2 separate regions of the Homo sapiens genome follow, and region 1 is linked to region 2. A link is an interaction called in ENCODE POLR2A ChIA-PET data of the cell type or tissue named here. Cell type or tissue: Caco-2. All regions are shown on one strand.

Region 1 (8,000 bases), 74 kb before region 2:
GGTCCATCTCCTCTTTCATTTTTCATTCCTGTCTCAGAGAAAGAGACAGTCACTCATTTTCCCAAGGCCAACTAACTCTCCTAGCAATCTTGACTTGACCCTTCTTATGAAGCCCAGTTGTATCAAGTATTCCTCTTCGTACGGCACTACTTCCCCATCTCATTAGTTCCTTCTCTTCTGCCTACATTCATGTTTAAGCCTGATTTGAAAGGCAGTGTGATGCTGCAGTCATATAGACCTTGATCTGAATCCTTTCTTTTATTTGACAGCTGTGTGTCATAAGACAAATCGCTAACCTCTCTGAGCTCCTTTTTCCTTCTTATAAAATGAGAACAATAATAGAATCTGTGCTTTAAGGGTTTTTTTTTTTAAAGATGAATGATTATGGATATATAGTATCTGCAATATTAGTAGGCATTTAATAAACACTAGCTATTGATATTTTTGCTATTATGTAATATATATTATATTACTAAAATATTATTATATTCATCTTCTTATAGACAAAAAGCTTCTTTAATGTAGGGGAGAATTTCTTCATTATTTTAGAGTATCTGTCATGCTTTTGTGTATGACATATCTTCATTAAATGTTTGTTGAGGCTGGGTACGATGGCTTACGCCTGTAATCCCAGCACTTTGAGAGGCCAAGGCTGGCAGATCACTTGAAGTCAGGATTTCGAGACCAGCCAGGTCAACATGGTGAAACCCCGTCTCTACCAAAAATTACAAAAATTAGCTGGGCATGGTGACATGCACCTTTAGTCCCAGCTACTTGGGTGGCTGAGTTGGGAGAATCGCTTGAACCTGGGAGGCGGAGGTTGCAGTGAGCTGATATTGTGCCACTCCAGCCTGCCTCAAAAAATAAAATAAAATAAAAATAATAAATAAATAAATATTAGTTGAGTAAATGTGGCCACTGATTTGTTACAGTTATTTAAGAAGTGTGAAAATTTGCTTAGGATGTCCAGAGATTTACCCATTTGTGCTTTTTGAAATTTGTTTAGTAATTAAGGAAGGCTTAACCTAATAGTGGTGATTTGCTAGCGTCCCAGAAGTTGTAGTGACTTAAGAAATTGTGGTCCTTAGTGTGTGGATAAAATTTATGACTTTTGGTGTTCACGGAAACTAAAAAAGTAGGAAAAATAAGATATTATTAGGAAAAGTAATCAGAGATTAATGCATACATAGAATTTTAAATTTTTTTCTCAAAAGAAAAATGAGACACAGCTTTTCATCATCTTGTGTTGAAAACCAGGGACCAGGCGCACCCAGTTGAATATCCTGCCAGCATTTCCTAGCGTGTGTTCCGAGTATGTTGTTACAGAAAGAAAACAAAGGAAGAGGTCCATGGCCAAATAGCTTTGGGAAATTTTGGTATAAACCAAGATAAGTAGGTTCTTTTACTGCAGGATTCTCATAATCTACCAATGTGCATCTTAAATATCCCATAGTGGGCATAACATATGATAACTTCCAAATTCAGTTGACCAAGAAGCATTTTTTTTGCAGAGCGCGTCTCAGTATTACCACCAAATGTGATCTACTTCTAGCCTCTTTATTTCATAGAGGCAGAAATCAAGCTCCAGAAAATTAAAATCATTTGCCAAAGATTGCTTAGTAGTAGAGCAAAAAGAACCTAGATGTTCTTATCCTTATCTAAAATTAGTCTTTCTGTTTATTTTTGCTTTCTTGGAGAGATAATAAAATTCACATAATAATTATATCTTTTTTTCATATATTTTCCAAGCAACCTTACACTAAAAATATCACAACTAACTTTTGAGAATTAAACACATTAATAATGAAATGACTTCCCCATAAAATTGGGAGTACAATTATTTCTAAGGCTCTGTTAGAAAATTACTAGCTTTTTTTAAACTAAAATTTCCCAAAGAAATTTTTTTGATATTTTACTCATTCATTTTTTATAATTAGGCATAAAATGAGTCACAGTATATTCATAATTTAACAGATCTTTCTGGGTATTTCCAAATAAAATTAGTATTTCTGGGAGTTATAGATAAGAAGTCAGTCATATGTGACATAAATCTCTTTTTAAAAATAATTAGGTTTGCAACATGATATATAGAATTTCTCAACATCTGATAGAAAAGAATAATTAAAAATGTATAAGAAATATAAAAATCTGTTGTCAATGTAATGAAGCTAAAACAGCGTAAAGTGAAATTATCGTACCTCAGTCACTGAAAGACTATTTCTCTAGCTGTAAGGTTTTCAAATTTTTAACTGAGAGTGGCTAATGCTACCATCTTCTTGTTAGGTTCAAAAAAAACAAAACAAAGCCAAAGCAAACAAAAATATAAAGATAGTATAGGTTCTGTGTCCAAAATTACCTTTTTTTTTAAAAAAAAGTCATTGTATGTTGTTATTGTTGATGCTGTAAATGCATTGAAAATGGGCCACTGAAGCAGATGATAAGTATTTTCACAAGTTCACGCTTCTCCATGCATAGCAACGAATGACTAGAAAACCATACAGGAAAACAGTCAAGTGATAAATGCTACTTGTGCATTTGCTATTGCAACAAGAAGTGAACTTTTATTACCTTTTTCTATTTTTATTATGGGATACCATTTTCATCCTCATAGTTAGGAGAGCATAGGTTACCTTTCCAAGCAATTTCATGCTAATGACCACAACGTGGGAAGGCAAGGGCCTACCCTGTGACACTGTGCAGACAAAGTGAAAGCTCAGTTCCTCCAAAAATCTTCATTCTTTTCTAGGAAGTTGTACTATTATTGGCTAAATGAGGAATGACCAGATAACAAAGCTAAAGAATCTCTCTTAAGATTTAAAACAAACATTTGACAATAGAAGTTTTTATATCTGTTCCATTGGCTAGAAAAATATATAGACATTGTAGGATTTCCAAGAGGGTTCAGAATTGATATTTGTTCAGACTCCTTTTTTTTTTTTCTCTTGGGACAGGGTCTCACTCTGTCAGCCAGGCTGGAAGGCAATGGCACACTCATAGGTCACTGTAGCCTCAAATTCCTGTGCTCAAGTGTCTCAGCCTCTGGAATAGCTTGGACTCCAAGTGCATGCCACCATGCCCAGTTGATTTTTTTTTTTCTTTTTGTAGAGACGAGGTCTTGCTATGTTGCCCAGGCTGGTCTCCAACTTCTGATCTCAGGCAGTCCTCCCACTTTGGCCTCTCAAAGTGCTAGGATTGCAAGCGTGGGCCACCACACCCCACCAAGAGACTTTTTAAAACAAATGTGCCAGAAAATGTGTCTCTAAAAATAGAACTCGAGATCTGAGGCATGAGAAGTTTATGAGCCTTGTAATTCAATATACTGGCCACTGACTTCAACAATTTCCTTCATCTATATTTAAGGTCACCTTCCAAATGTGTGACCTGATGCCACGTGGATTATTTCACTGGGGTAAGCCTGTTTGACCTGTTAGTAAATTTCCCAATGAATTAAACACAGTTAGACAACTTAGGTCTTACACCTCTCACCATATGCAGTTACTGTGGCATCCAGTATCCTGTATGGTCACAATAAATACTTGTTAATTGGGTGATTGATAAGCTTCTGACCTCATCCATTAGCCCCAACCCTAAGCTTCTCTCAATTTTCAGGGCAACTTCTAAACTCTGCATAGTCTCCATACTTAGCATTCATCTGATGTCTCTTCATTCCATTCTGTCATTTCAGATACTGCCTTAGCATAATGTCTAAGTACTGAAGAGTTTTTTTTTTATTTTAATTTTTTTAACAACTTAGAAGGGAGATTGAGAGTCATAAGTACACCGCCAGCCCTGGAACGTTTGCCTAGTGACCTAACTTCATGGGAATTCGCCAGGCCTGCTCTGTGGAAGAAATCCAGGCCTGTTCCTTGGGTCCTCATGGGTTATTCAGCTGACACTCCACACTGCCAGGCTCTTCACATTGTTGTGACCTTCAAGGGACTCTCTCCTGCTAACACTGCTCTACTCTAATTCTGCTATCCAAAACAAATGATAAGAAATGAAGTTGTAATCATTTACAGGGCTTATACGAATTTATACAATGCAAAGATCTTACCTTTGCATTGCTATTTCTTACACTGAATTATGACATGCGTTTGTTTCTTATTACTCTAGACTTCTAGGCATGTATTCTGAGTGATTCCAGACATTTCTTAGTGCCATTTATCCAGTATATTATCAAGACCTGTTCACTAAGCGACAAGTTCCTTATCGCCCAACATGGACCTTCGTGTAACTTATTTCTCTCTTTTCCCATTAGCTCCTTCTAAAGGCAGACCTAAAGTTATTTTAGACATCACAGTCAATTTGACTTGGTGGTGTATTGATCTGACATTCTCTTCAGTAAACCAACACCAAAATATTGTATGCTGGTACATTCAGAATTGTATTTTAATTCTGTTCTGTCTACAGGCTTATAACCTTTCTGAAAGAACACTTTGTCTCTGTTTTTTTTTTTCTTTTTCTTCTTCATCTGCAAGTACCGCAATGGCCTTTGGCCAAAAGCAGTGAAGTTGTGACTTTCTAACTCCTATATAGCCTGCTCAGGGACATTAATGAAAGGAAAGTAAACCTACTCTATTATCCCAAATGGCTTTTCAAATAATTAGAAGATTTTAATCATCATGTCCAGCTGATGCTTTCAGGATCCCCACAGGCATCCCAGCATTTTCGAGGTGAGTACAATGGCACGATGATTCAGGAGAGAAGACCTTGTACTCACCACAAATGACCTTCAATTCGTGCAAATACTGAAAGTGTCCCGGGGCATGCCATGATTAAAATGGATTGCTTGGCATCAGTGTTTTGCAGTTTTGGAGTTGAACACCATCTCGCATTGCTATCTTTAAGAACAGAAGTGAATCAAATTTTTAAAGAGGCAGATTTTTTTTTTTTAATTTTACAAAGTTAGATTTTTGGCATTTTGATTGTTTCCATGCTGGCTCCAAATTCAGTGAGTCACCTGTGACTGATTTTCTATATAGAAAGTGATGAAAATACATGCCAAGACACCAGAGATCTTCAGAAGGGTAAAGGTACAATGTTAAAATGGCCTCAAAATGAATATGAATCAAAGGCCTTCAAGAATACGAAGTCTTAACTAGCAGCTACACTGCTGTCTTAGTCTGTATTGCGCTGCTATAACAGAATACCACAGACTGGGCAATTTATAGAGGACAATGATTTACTTCCTATGATTCTGGAGGCTGGGGCGTCCAAGATTAAGGGGCCAGCATCTGGTGAGGGATGTGTTGCTGCATCATCCCATGGTGGAAAGAGGAAAGGCAAGAGAGCAAAAGCAAGAGGGGGCTGAACTTGCTTTTTTATTTTTTTATTTTTATTTTCGAGACAGGGTCTCACTCTGTTGCCCAGGCAGGAGTGCAGTGGCATGATCATAGCTCACTGCAGCCTTGAACTCCTGTACTCAAGGAGTCCTCCCACCTCAGCTTCCCAAGTAGCTGGGACTACAAGTGTGCGTTACCATGCCTGGCTAAATTTCTGATTTTTTTTTTTTTTTTAGAGAGGGGGATTGTGCTATGTCACCCAGGTTGGTCTCAAACTTCTGGCTTCAAGAAATTCTCTCACCTTGGCCTCCCAAAGAGCTGGGATTATAGGTGTGAGCCACCACACCCAGCCCAAACTTGCCTTCATAACAAACTCACTTAAGAAAATGAACCCATGCCCAAGATTAATCCATTAATCCATTTCTCTAATCACCTCTTAAAGGTCTCACCTCCCAACACTGTTGCATTGGGGACTGAGTTCCCAACACATGAACTTTTGGGGATGCATTCAAATGATAGCAACTACTACAAGTTTATCTTCTGTAGTGTAATCAATAATACATACACATTTAAATGTACGGTTATCACAGTATTCTTTATAATACCGAAATTTTAAAACAAATATCCAGCAATAGGGAAATAGCTAAACCATGGAATACACCATAACTATAAAGCATTTTGTAGAAAAATCATGTTTATTGACTGTCACAATATTTTACTCAAAATAAAAAAGCAGGTTATAAAATGACTTCTGTCGAACACTTCCAACCAACTTGACCTGATGAACATTTCTTGAACTCCATCATTCCTAGAAACTCACTCACCAATTACAGAATACACATTTTTAAGTGCACAGAATATGTTCACCAAAATAAGTCATGTGCTGGGCCATAAAATAAATCTCAATAAATTTCAATGCAAATTGAAATCTTGCAAAATAATTAAATACATAAAAGTTTAAAAAACTGCTTCTATCAAGAGTTTTTTTAAAGAAAAAGCAACATAGTAACATGGTTGATGTGTCAATGATGGTATTAAAATTGCATCTGCATTTTCTAATTGCTCTACAGGAAAAGTGTTGTATTTTTACAATAAAAAGGAAAGGAGAAAAAACTAGGCATTAAAATCATATTAAAATATTTTCTCCTCTTTCTTTTGAGGAAGGCTTGAAAGGGGAGTGTAGCACAGTTGCCACAAAGGTGAACAGAAATACTCTGATCAGCCTGTTGCATCGAATAGGAGGGAATGGGGAAGGAAGTGCTGCTTCCAGGTGAAAACTGGAGCAAGTGAGCAACCTCTTAATGTTCACACAGAGAGATCACACTTGCACGTACGTGTTCACATCCAGCCACACAGGGTGGGACGTGCCCGGATTGAAGGAGAATGGGGAAGAGCTGGCCAGCTCTGAATACCATCAGCAGGCTCATTTTCAAGATGTTGGCTTCTAGAAGAATTTCTAAAAGGAATATCAATGCCCCATCTCTCAAGAAGATAGACACACTACAACATAGACACATATACACACCACACACATACACTACACATGCACATACATGCTACACACATAAACTACTCACACACACACTACACACACACACGTAGACACATACGCACACTACACACACATATACATACTATGCACAAACACACCTACATACTGCACACACTACACATACACACACGACACACACTACACACACACTATACACATGCACACACACCACACATACACATACTATGCATATACACGCTACACACATGCACACACACCACATATATACACACTATATACACACCATATATAAATATATATATATTTACACACATACACACTATACACATGCACACATGCATACTACATACACATACTACACCCACACTATACACATACAGGATGCACACATACAGACACTACAAACATACACACATATACACACTACAGACATCTACATATACTATACACACCACACACACACACACACGCACACACTACAGACACACACAAAGAGGTGATGGCACCTCAATAGAGAAAATGGAGACCATGAGATTGGCACTTTACCAGCTTGCCTCTGTGCCTGTTCTTTTGTGCTTTTCTCCTGTACAAAAGGAGGATAGTCTCCTCCTCCTGAAGACTGGTCCCTTCACTCTGCTGTCATGGCAGGAACCCTGTTCTTTAGAATTTCAGCCATTGAACAATATAAGTAAACTGCCTGGGACTGGTGAACGAGCCAAGTACCTGTAGACATTTTTGCATCCAGAAAAAAGAATATTAAATTCAAAATGTGAATAATGAAAATCACATGTAATAATAGAGTACATATAAAATGTAATATTATGTCAGCATTGTAAACATAGTATCCATAAATGTCTTACTACATTTGAAAACAATTTATTAGTTGGATGTTCTCAGTTTTCCCAAATTCCCAAGTATGTGCGTTGATTACTGATAAGTCATATTGAATTATAAATTGTGAGTTATTCACAGCCAACTAATTTTGCAAACAAAATTATAAAAACCCTTTTAATTTTTTTGTTGTAAAACATGTAGTTGATGTGAACTCGGTATGCATTTTAATATTTAACCTGAGGTCAAGGACACCCTCTAAAATTACAAGTGCTGGAGGTACAAGTCCTGCTTCCTTCATAAATGATGCGCTCTCCATCCTGAACTCTTTCTCTTCTCTCTTCCTTGCCTTCTCTGTAAGCAGTTAAATGTTT
Region 2 (8,000 bases):
GTGGGTGTTACAGGGCAGTTTTCTGCCTGTTTACCACCTTTCTCTTTTAATAATATCTCATGTAGAGTAAACAGCACCAGAGAAGGAAATGAACTGTGCATTTTTTCCATTTTTCTCCTACCTTGCCCATGCATTTATGCAGGTTTAATTGGCAAGATAATAAACGTGATGATTTTCTGGGAGGAGAGCTCGTGACGGTGTAAATATGACTCTCCAGTGTCTTCACACACACTGGAGGCACCATTCTAGCTCCCCAATCTCACACCCTTGTGAAGTTGCCCCCAGCTGTTCATGCTGGAAAAACCAAGGCTATCCATGAGTTTACTCTGCAGTGAGTCAGCTCAATTCAGACAATGGAAGATTGGAAGGAAGGACTTCATATTTGGCTTTTGTGCTCCTCCCTCGAAAGAAAGCAAATAGTAGCCCTGTCTCCAGATTCTGTGCCTGTCCCACAATCCTGTCTCCCTTTTTCTGCCTCATCCAGGTCACTGCCAAGCCCAAGCTCTCAGAACGCAAAGTAGAGGTGCCATGAACACAGGGGGTTGGCTCAGACCAGCAGTGGAGCAGAGCACTCACTCCACAAGGGCTTGGAACCCTAACATTGCTTTTCCCACTGCCTCTTGGGTTCCCAGCCAGGGTTCCTGCATCCTGGCCTGGTAGGGCCAAATCGCTGATTTTCTTTTTTTGACTTTTCTTTATTTATTTTGAGACAGAGTCTGGCTCTGTCACCCAGGCTGGAGTGCAGTGATGCAATCTCGAACTCCTGGGCTCAAGTCATCCTCCTGCCTCAGCCTCCTGAGTAGCTGGGACTACAGATGCATGTCACCCCACACCTGGCCAATTTTTTTTTGTATAGATGGGGTCCCAAACTCCTGAGCTCAAGCAATCCTCCTGCCTCAGCCTCCAAAAGCCATAGGATTACAGGCGTGATCCATTGTGCAGGGCCTGATTTTCTTCTGTTGCCTGGCACCTGTCCCATCTCCTGCTTCAGGAAGCTCTCTCACTTCCTTTCCATGAAGAAGCCCAGAAGAGGCTACTGGAGGTTCACCCTAATTCAGCATCTTCTCCCAAACTGCTGCAGTGCAGTGTGGTAACTACACCCATGGCTCTGCAAAGAATTTCCTTGCCAGGTGTAGCAGTGTTAACTTTCATTTGCAGACAATCATAATGGAAGGCTGTTTGGTAAAGTGGCATTTGCGAGGACTATCTAGCTATGACATCTCAGCTTTCTGGCCATGTGGGTGTCCCCCTCTCTCTGACTCCAGCCCAACAAGCCAAAAAGAACAATCTTCCTATTACCAATTCTTCCATCAAAGCTGACTGGATTAACAGCCGACTGGACAAATATTCAGGCTTTGGCCATAATAGGCTTTCCCTCTGACTTAAGTTGTCTTCTAAAACATGTTACCTAGGTTGAACATTATAAATGAGATTTCTACTCATTCAGAATGAGCTGCCCTGCCTGCCTGGCCACCAAGGATTCAGTCAGAGGTTCTCTCCATCAACGTCAGAAGGTCTTGGAGATGTTCTTTGGCTGTTTCCAATGTCATTCCAAACAGCACTCCTTCGGCACTGTAATAGAGACCAGATTTGGTATTCAACGGCACAAAGACTTCCTTTTCTTTCTTGCCAACTTGAGGCATCTCTATAGCTGCAAAGGACAAGAAGATTCAGTAACTGCCAAGACTAAGTGAATGAATCCCCAAAAGCCGTAGTAAAAATTATGAAGGAAATAACAGGCCAAGAACATCCAGTGCAGAAACAATGGTCATTTTAAATCTAAATGTCACAGCTTTTATGTTACAAAAGAAACAAGCAAATTAATAGAGACATGAGCCCCAAAGAAATTAGTTTGGAATTTAGAAAGAAAGTGTGACAAATAAACTTAAAGATTTTAATGAAAATTGACATTTTTATCTAAAGCACAGTCTTGCATTTCATCAAACTTCTCCTTAGAAGATCATAAAATGCTCCATTATGAATATAGTGGAAACTTGATGAACTATTGTTCTTGGCTTGTTTGCAAGAAAGCAATAAAGTTGCCTTTTCTTGGCTGTTATCTAGATTGTTGTCATTATCCGTGACATTGCATGAACCTGTATTATCTTTAATTTTGTTTTTGCAAACTGATAGTCATAAAAAAATCTCCTCTTTTCCACTTAGTGAATTACTTTATTTTCAATCTTTCCTTGGATATGATCTAAGCTCTGGGGGAAAAGGCACTGAGAAACTCTTAGAAGCTTGACAAGGACCAGGGGTGGAAGTCAGTGAGAGAGGCATGAAAAAACCCTGGTCATAAATATACAGAAAGCATGTTTTGCAATTGTGTGATCACCTTTATCGCTCAAAATCTGCCGTAATATAAATGCTAGTTATGAATGATAGAATTCCAAATTGGTGGACAGTTGAGTGGGCACTTCTCTTTCTCTGGTCACCCAGCCATGCCTAGGAAACTGAAGAAGCCCACATACTCAACTATTGGATCCAACTGATGTTTGATGGCTGGGCTGTCATATGAAGAGAAGGGTTTCAGCCAGAGTGGCTAAATTGGCTCTCATTAAGACAGCAAAGCTGAGCATGATGGTTCATTCCCGGATTTCCAGCACTTTGGGAGGGCCAGGCAGGAGACTTGCTTGAGGCCAGGAGCTCGAGACCAGCCTGGGCAATGTAGTGAGACCCATCTCTACAAAACTAAATAAAATCAGCTGAGTGCGGTAGCACATGCCTGTAGTCCCAGCTACTCGGGAGGCTGAGGCGAGAGGATCACTTAAGCCTAAGAGATGGAGACTGTAGTGAGCTATGATCATGCCACTGCACTCCACCCTGGGTGACAGAGAGAGATCCTGTTTTAAATAATTTAAAATTTAGATTAGAAAAATAAATAAAAGAAAGCCAGGTGCGGTGGCTCACGCCTGTAATCCCAGCACTTTGTGAGGCTGAGGTGGGCGGATCACGAGGTCAGGAGATCGAGACCATCCTGGCTAACACGGTGAAACCTTGTCTCTACTAAAAATACAAAACATTAGCCAGGCTTGGTGGTGGGCACGTGTAGTCCCAGCTACTCGGGAGGCTGAGGCAGGAGAATGGTGTGAATTCGGGAGGTGGAGCTTGCAGTGAGCCGAGATCACGCCACTGCACTCCAGCCTGGGTGACAGAGCAAGACTCCGTCTCAAAAAAAAAAAAAAAGAAAAGAAAGAAAAAGAAAAAGAAATAAAAGAAAAAAGAAAAAGTTGGTAATGTAGGGAATGAAACCAACCACTCAGTGTTTTAATACTGGCCTCAGAGTGGCAAGGCCAGGCCAGCCACCCCAGAGCCTTGCCTCACTGCCTGCTGCTTGGGGGATGTCAGTCTCAGAATTAGGTGGAGCTCATAGTGGCAACAAAAGAAGTTAACAAAAACATGTCAAGAATTCTCATCTCTTGCAAGATTAGATGATAGCTGCAAAGCAAGCAAAAGGGGAAAGCTTCAAGTTTGTCAGCCAAAAGCATGCTGATGGAGTAGGAATGTGGAAAGCTTAACAAAGATAAGGCAAGAAAAAAAAAAAAAAAAAAAGACCAGGGTGGTGTTGCCTAACAAGGAAAGAGACAGGAACAAGAATGTGGGAAAATATACTAACGCACGTATTGAGTGGCCTGAGCCCTCCAGGCCCCTCCAGGTTGAAGAGCACTGTTCCCCCATCCCATCCCATCTTCCCTCTGCCTGTCAGGAACCTTAGTTGAGACTTTAAAACATCTACAATAAAACCGAGAGACCCACAGTGGAAAAGTTCCACCTGCAAACAAGACCCCCACCCCTTCATGCCAAGAAAGGGAGTGGTAGGAACCTAGAAATTAAGATGAGGCTGGGCACAGTGGATTACGCCTGTAATCCCAGCACTTTGGGAGGCCGAGACGGGAGGATCACCTGAGGTCAGGAGTTCGAGAGAACCCTGGCCAACATGGCGAAACCCCGTCTCTACTAAAAATACAAAAATTAGCTGGGTGTGGTGGCGGGCACTTGTAATCCCAGCTACTCAGGAGGCTGAGGCAGGAGAATCACTTAAACCAGGGAGGCGGAGGTTGCAGTGAGCTGAGATCGCACCACTGCGCTCCAGCCTGGGCAACAAGAGTGAAACTCCGTCTAAAAATAAAATAAAATAAAAATGAAAAAAGAAAGAAATTGAGATGAGAACTGAGAGTGGGGAGGGGATTTTATCTGAAATAGACCCTAGAGTGAAGATGGAAGTATCCCACAAATTATGCAATTTAGGTCTCATTTTACAAATCAAGAGAGAAGGGGTTTTGTTCAAGATCACAGAGTTACTGGTGGACTCCGAGTCTTCCGACTCCTTCTATGACATGGCATTAGCTCTCCGGGACTGAGATGCCTAAGGAATAATGAGGCTAATGGAATTAGATAACCCATAACCCGATTTCTCATTTCTCAATGAGATCAGGAAAGGAAATATGAAGTTAGGATGTGCGTGACAAGAAGACAGGGCAGTTTGGAGGAGACCAAAGGTAGACAGAGATTTGTGCTGATATCTGTCAGGGAAGTGACTTCTGTCCAGGCTCTGGAAGTCTGCGGAGGTGAGCAGGAAGAGCTGAGCATTCCAGGCAGGTGTGCAGGGGAGGACTCAAAGATCAACAACAGGAGGCAAGACCAACCTGTTTAAAAATGGGGCAAAGAAATGGGCTATGGACTCATCCTAGGTCAAAGACTCTTGCCTCTCCAGTTTTATAAGGTTCCTGCTGTGTAGAAACACAAAAGACTGCCTAAATTGCGGTTCACCCCAGAGAGAGACTGCCTCACAGGCACTGATAATGCTGTTCACAACAAATACTGGGTTTAGGCTTCTATGAATGAGGCTTTGAAAAGTCTAGGAGACTTCACCAGAATCACCAGTTAAACTAGGTTTAACTACTGAAAAGAATGGATGTATGTTATTAGTTGGGTTTCTGGATACAAAACAAAGCTAATTAGAGCTACTTTTCATCCAAAAAAAGGGCAAAAAGGAAATTCACTATGAGTATACAAGCTCCCTTATGGAACCCTCAGCTTTCAGCAAGGGATGGCAACTGCCAGAAGTCTCCACTTGCTCTGTCCGCTCTGGTCTGGAGACGGCTTTATTCCTCTCTCTCTGCCTTCTGGCTGTCTCTGCCCAGCCCTCCACACTGGGCAGGAGGCAGTCACTCCCAGGGTCCCCAAATCCGCAGGTCACAGAGCAGCTGTAAGCAGATTCCAAATGGCAGGTCCTCAGGCCTAGCACCAAATACCTGGAAAAAAGCAGGTGCTCCGTCCAGCTAGGATCTGGGGTCTAACTCTGGCCTAGATGACTATCTCCAGGGAATGTTGTGCTGCAGTGAGACGGAGATGCGGGTTGTGCAAACAGTTTTCAGAAGAGAGGCGGTGGTAGAGCCCTAGGGCATCTACTGTATATTCATTTATGGAATTGAAGGCTTCTGGAACTTAAGATGGACCTTGGAGAGCCTCCAAGCCAAATCAGCCATTTTGTAAAGAATGAATCTGAGGCTCCAAGAAGGGAAATGCTGGCCTGAGCTTATAAAACTTGTAAATTTCAGAGCAAGGATTATTTGGAAGTCTTCCTGTTCCACCATTCATTCGTTCACCTCAAAATGACCTATGACTTGTCACCTTGCTGAAAATATGACTGAGTTCCAACCAGACAGGATCTGCACCTTCTTGGAGTGTACAGATGTGGGGGAAAGATCCTACAAATACATATAAAATTATAACCTTGATTAATGCCAAGAAAGCCAATTCCCACTTTGTTGTTTAGTGTCATCAGGCAGGTCAAATGAGTAGGTCCCAGCACTGGGCACTAAGAAAAAAGAGAAATTGCATCTAAAATAAACATTGACATTTTCTAATTTTGTCCATCAACACAACTTATGTAGATACAGTATGCCATTTTAGTTTGAAAACATCCACAACTGTGGTACAGTCCTCAAAGTATGTGATTGTTCACTAGCTAACAGCATTTTATCAATACATATGATATGGTTTGGCTATGTCCTCACCCAAATCTCATCTTGAATTGTAGCTCCCATAATTCCCACGTGTTGTGGGAGGGACCCAGTGGGAGATAATTGAATCATGGGGGTGGTTTCCCCCATACTGTTTTCACAATGGTGAATAAGTCTCATGAGATCCGATAGTTTCATAAAGGGAAACCCCTTTCACTTGGCTCTCATTTCTCTCTCTTGCCTGCTGCCACGTAAATTGCATTTTGCCTTCTGCCATGATTGTGAGGCCTTTCTAGCCACATGGAACTGTGAGTCCATTAAACCTCTTTTTCCTTATAAATTACCCAGTCTTGGGTATGTCTTTATCAGCAGCATAAAAATGAACTAATACAACATACATCTTTATTTTGTTTAATTGGCATTGGCTGAACATTTGAAAACAGTGGAGATACAATGTCAATTCAAAACATACTGACTTTTTCAAAGATTTTCACAGTGCAACCATCCTTGCGACTTCTTTTTCAGACATTTGTGATTCCTCAACCAAGATGTTGTCATCAAAAATGTAAAAGCCTATGAAAAATTAAAATGACTTTGGTTTGGCTAAGGCCTTCAGCTGGAAAAATATCATCACATGTCTTCACTTCTCTTGCATGTATGGAATTGTATATTTTGGAGATCTTTCTTTTCTTCTTTTTGACTAAAACTATGTCAATTTCAAAGGCTCCAGCTGCCTTTCTTCTGAAGGAAGTACTCCTGATTTTTGTGTGTCATTGTTCTCTTCTGTTATAATGTGGCTCCTTCTCTAAACCAGAGGCATTCCTCATCTTTTCTTCCATTCCATGAAACACAAACTAAACTGGAAAAAAAAAGTCCAAAATAGCATCCTCCTATTTTGGCAGTTTTATATGATTATAACATGCTAGAAATGTCACTATAATTATAGCAACAAATTATTTCAACAATCCTCACAAGTGATGCTATTTATAGACAATCAGAAATGTATATAGAGGATGAATCCACCCTAGCAGAAAAACCTGCTAATGGTTGTCTTGAGCCTGGGGCTGGGGCCACCTGGCACTGCGTGATTAAATGCGAAAACAAGGGTTTCCATGAGTCTTCATTCAAACACAGAACATGAGAAATGAAATAAATAAAGAAGGACATTTAAATGATTATAGCTTGGCATTTACTCTGCATTCCTAATGTGTTAGATACTATGTATAAAAAATTACAATCACGGCTTAACTGTCTTTCAAGATTTACAAGTGATTGTCATATCAGAGAGAGCAGCAGGTTCAGAAGAGGTGACTGTTAGGAGAGCAATGTTTAGGTCAGGGGAATAAATTAGGATATGTACATATCCCTTATCTGTGATCATTTGTAGACTATTAAGGCTGGGAAAATTACCATTAGTTGTTACATACCATGCTCACTTTCTTCATTTCATCTTGAGCAGAGGAAAAAGAGTTGGCTGGAATTGCTTGTTTGTTATTGGTTTTTCCATTTTTATTTTTAGCCTCTTTCTTTTTATGGTTTTTATATAGTTTTGCCTAACAAAGCTGTAAATTCAGGGATGAAATAAATTTCACAGTGACTCTTTAACCTCCACTGCTAGGATGCATTTGCAGAAACTTCAATTTAGCTCAGAGAATTCGGCTTGGGATGGATAGGGCTCAGAAAGGAGGGAAAATCATTTAACCAAAAGTAATCCCTCAGTAAATCAATTTGCTCCAAATTTCATCTATATTTTTTGCATACTGGTTAATGCTGCTGTCTCCCTGGGTCACTGAGTAGAGCTGACATCACTGTCATTCTGAGGGTAATGGGTCAGTAGTTTACCATCTCTGCCCAGGAGCCTGACCATGCCACTCTGGGACGCCTCCCAAGGATGTGTGAGCACCAGCTGCAGTAGCTGATAATGACAACCCTATGTTTGACTTTTTTTCGCTTACAAAAAAATATGTCCTAATTTCTTAACCTCTTTGTGAATGTCTGCCTTTGTGTCATTAAATGTTTACCTGCCATATTTTA

What was found. ChIA-PET counts read pairs that join two places held together with the same protein. Peaks named below come from ENCODE experiments on the same cell type or tissue, not always from the same donor. Only the 100,000 strongest peaks of a DNase experiment are listed, where the experiment ranks them.
Region 1: POLR2A ChIA-PET joins it to region 2 with 5 read pairs; 3 of 35 experiments call an interaction of 5 or more read pairs at or near these places.

Annotation. Positions count from the first base shown.
Region 1 is chr10:33,456,497-33,464,496 of GRCh38, reverse strand. No RefSeq gene overlaps it. Among named protein-coding and RNA genes, the nearest start is that of NRP1, 130 kb to the right of the region's middle. In Caco-2, no CTCF peak of the experiment used is centred here; no DNase peak of the experiment used is centred here.
Region 2 is chr10:33,382,581-33,390,580 of GRCh38, reverse strand. No RefSeq gene overlaps it. Among named protein-coding and RNA genes, the nearest start is that of NRP1, 52 kb to the right of the region's middle. In Caco-2, no CTCF peak of the experiment used is centred here; a DNase peak (open chromatin) is centred at 3,420.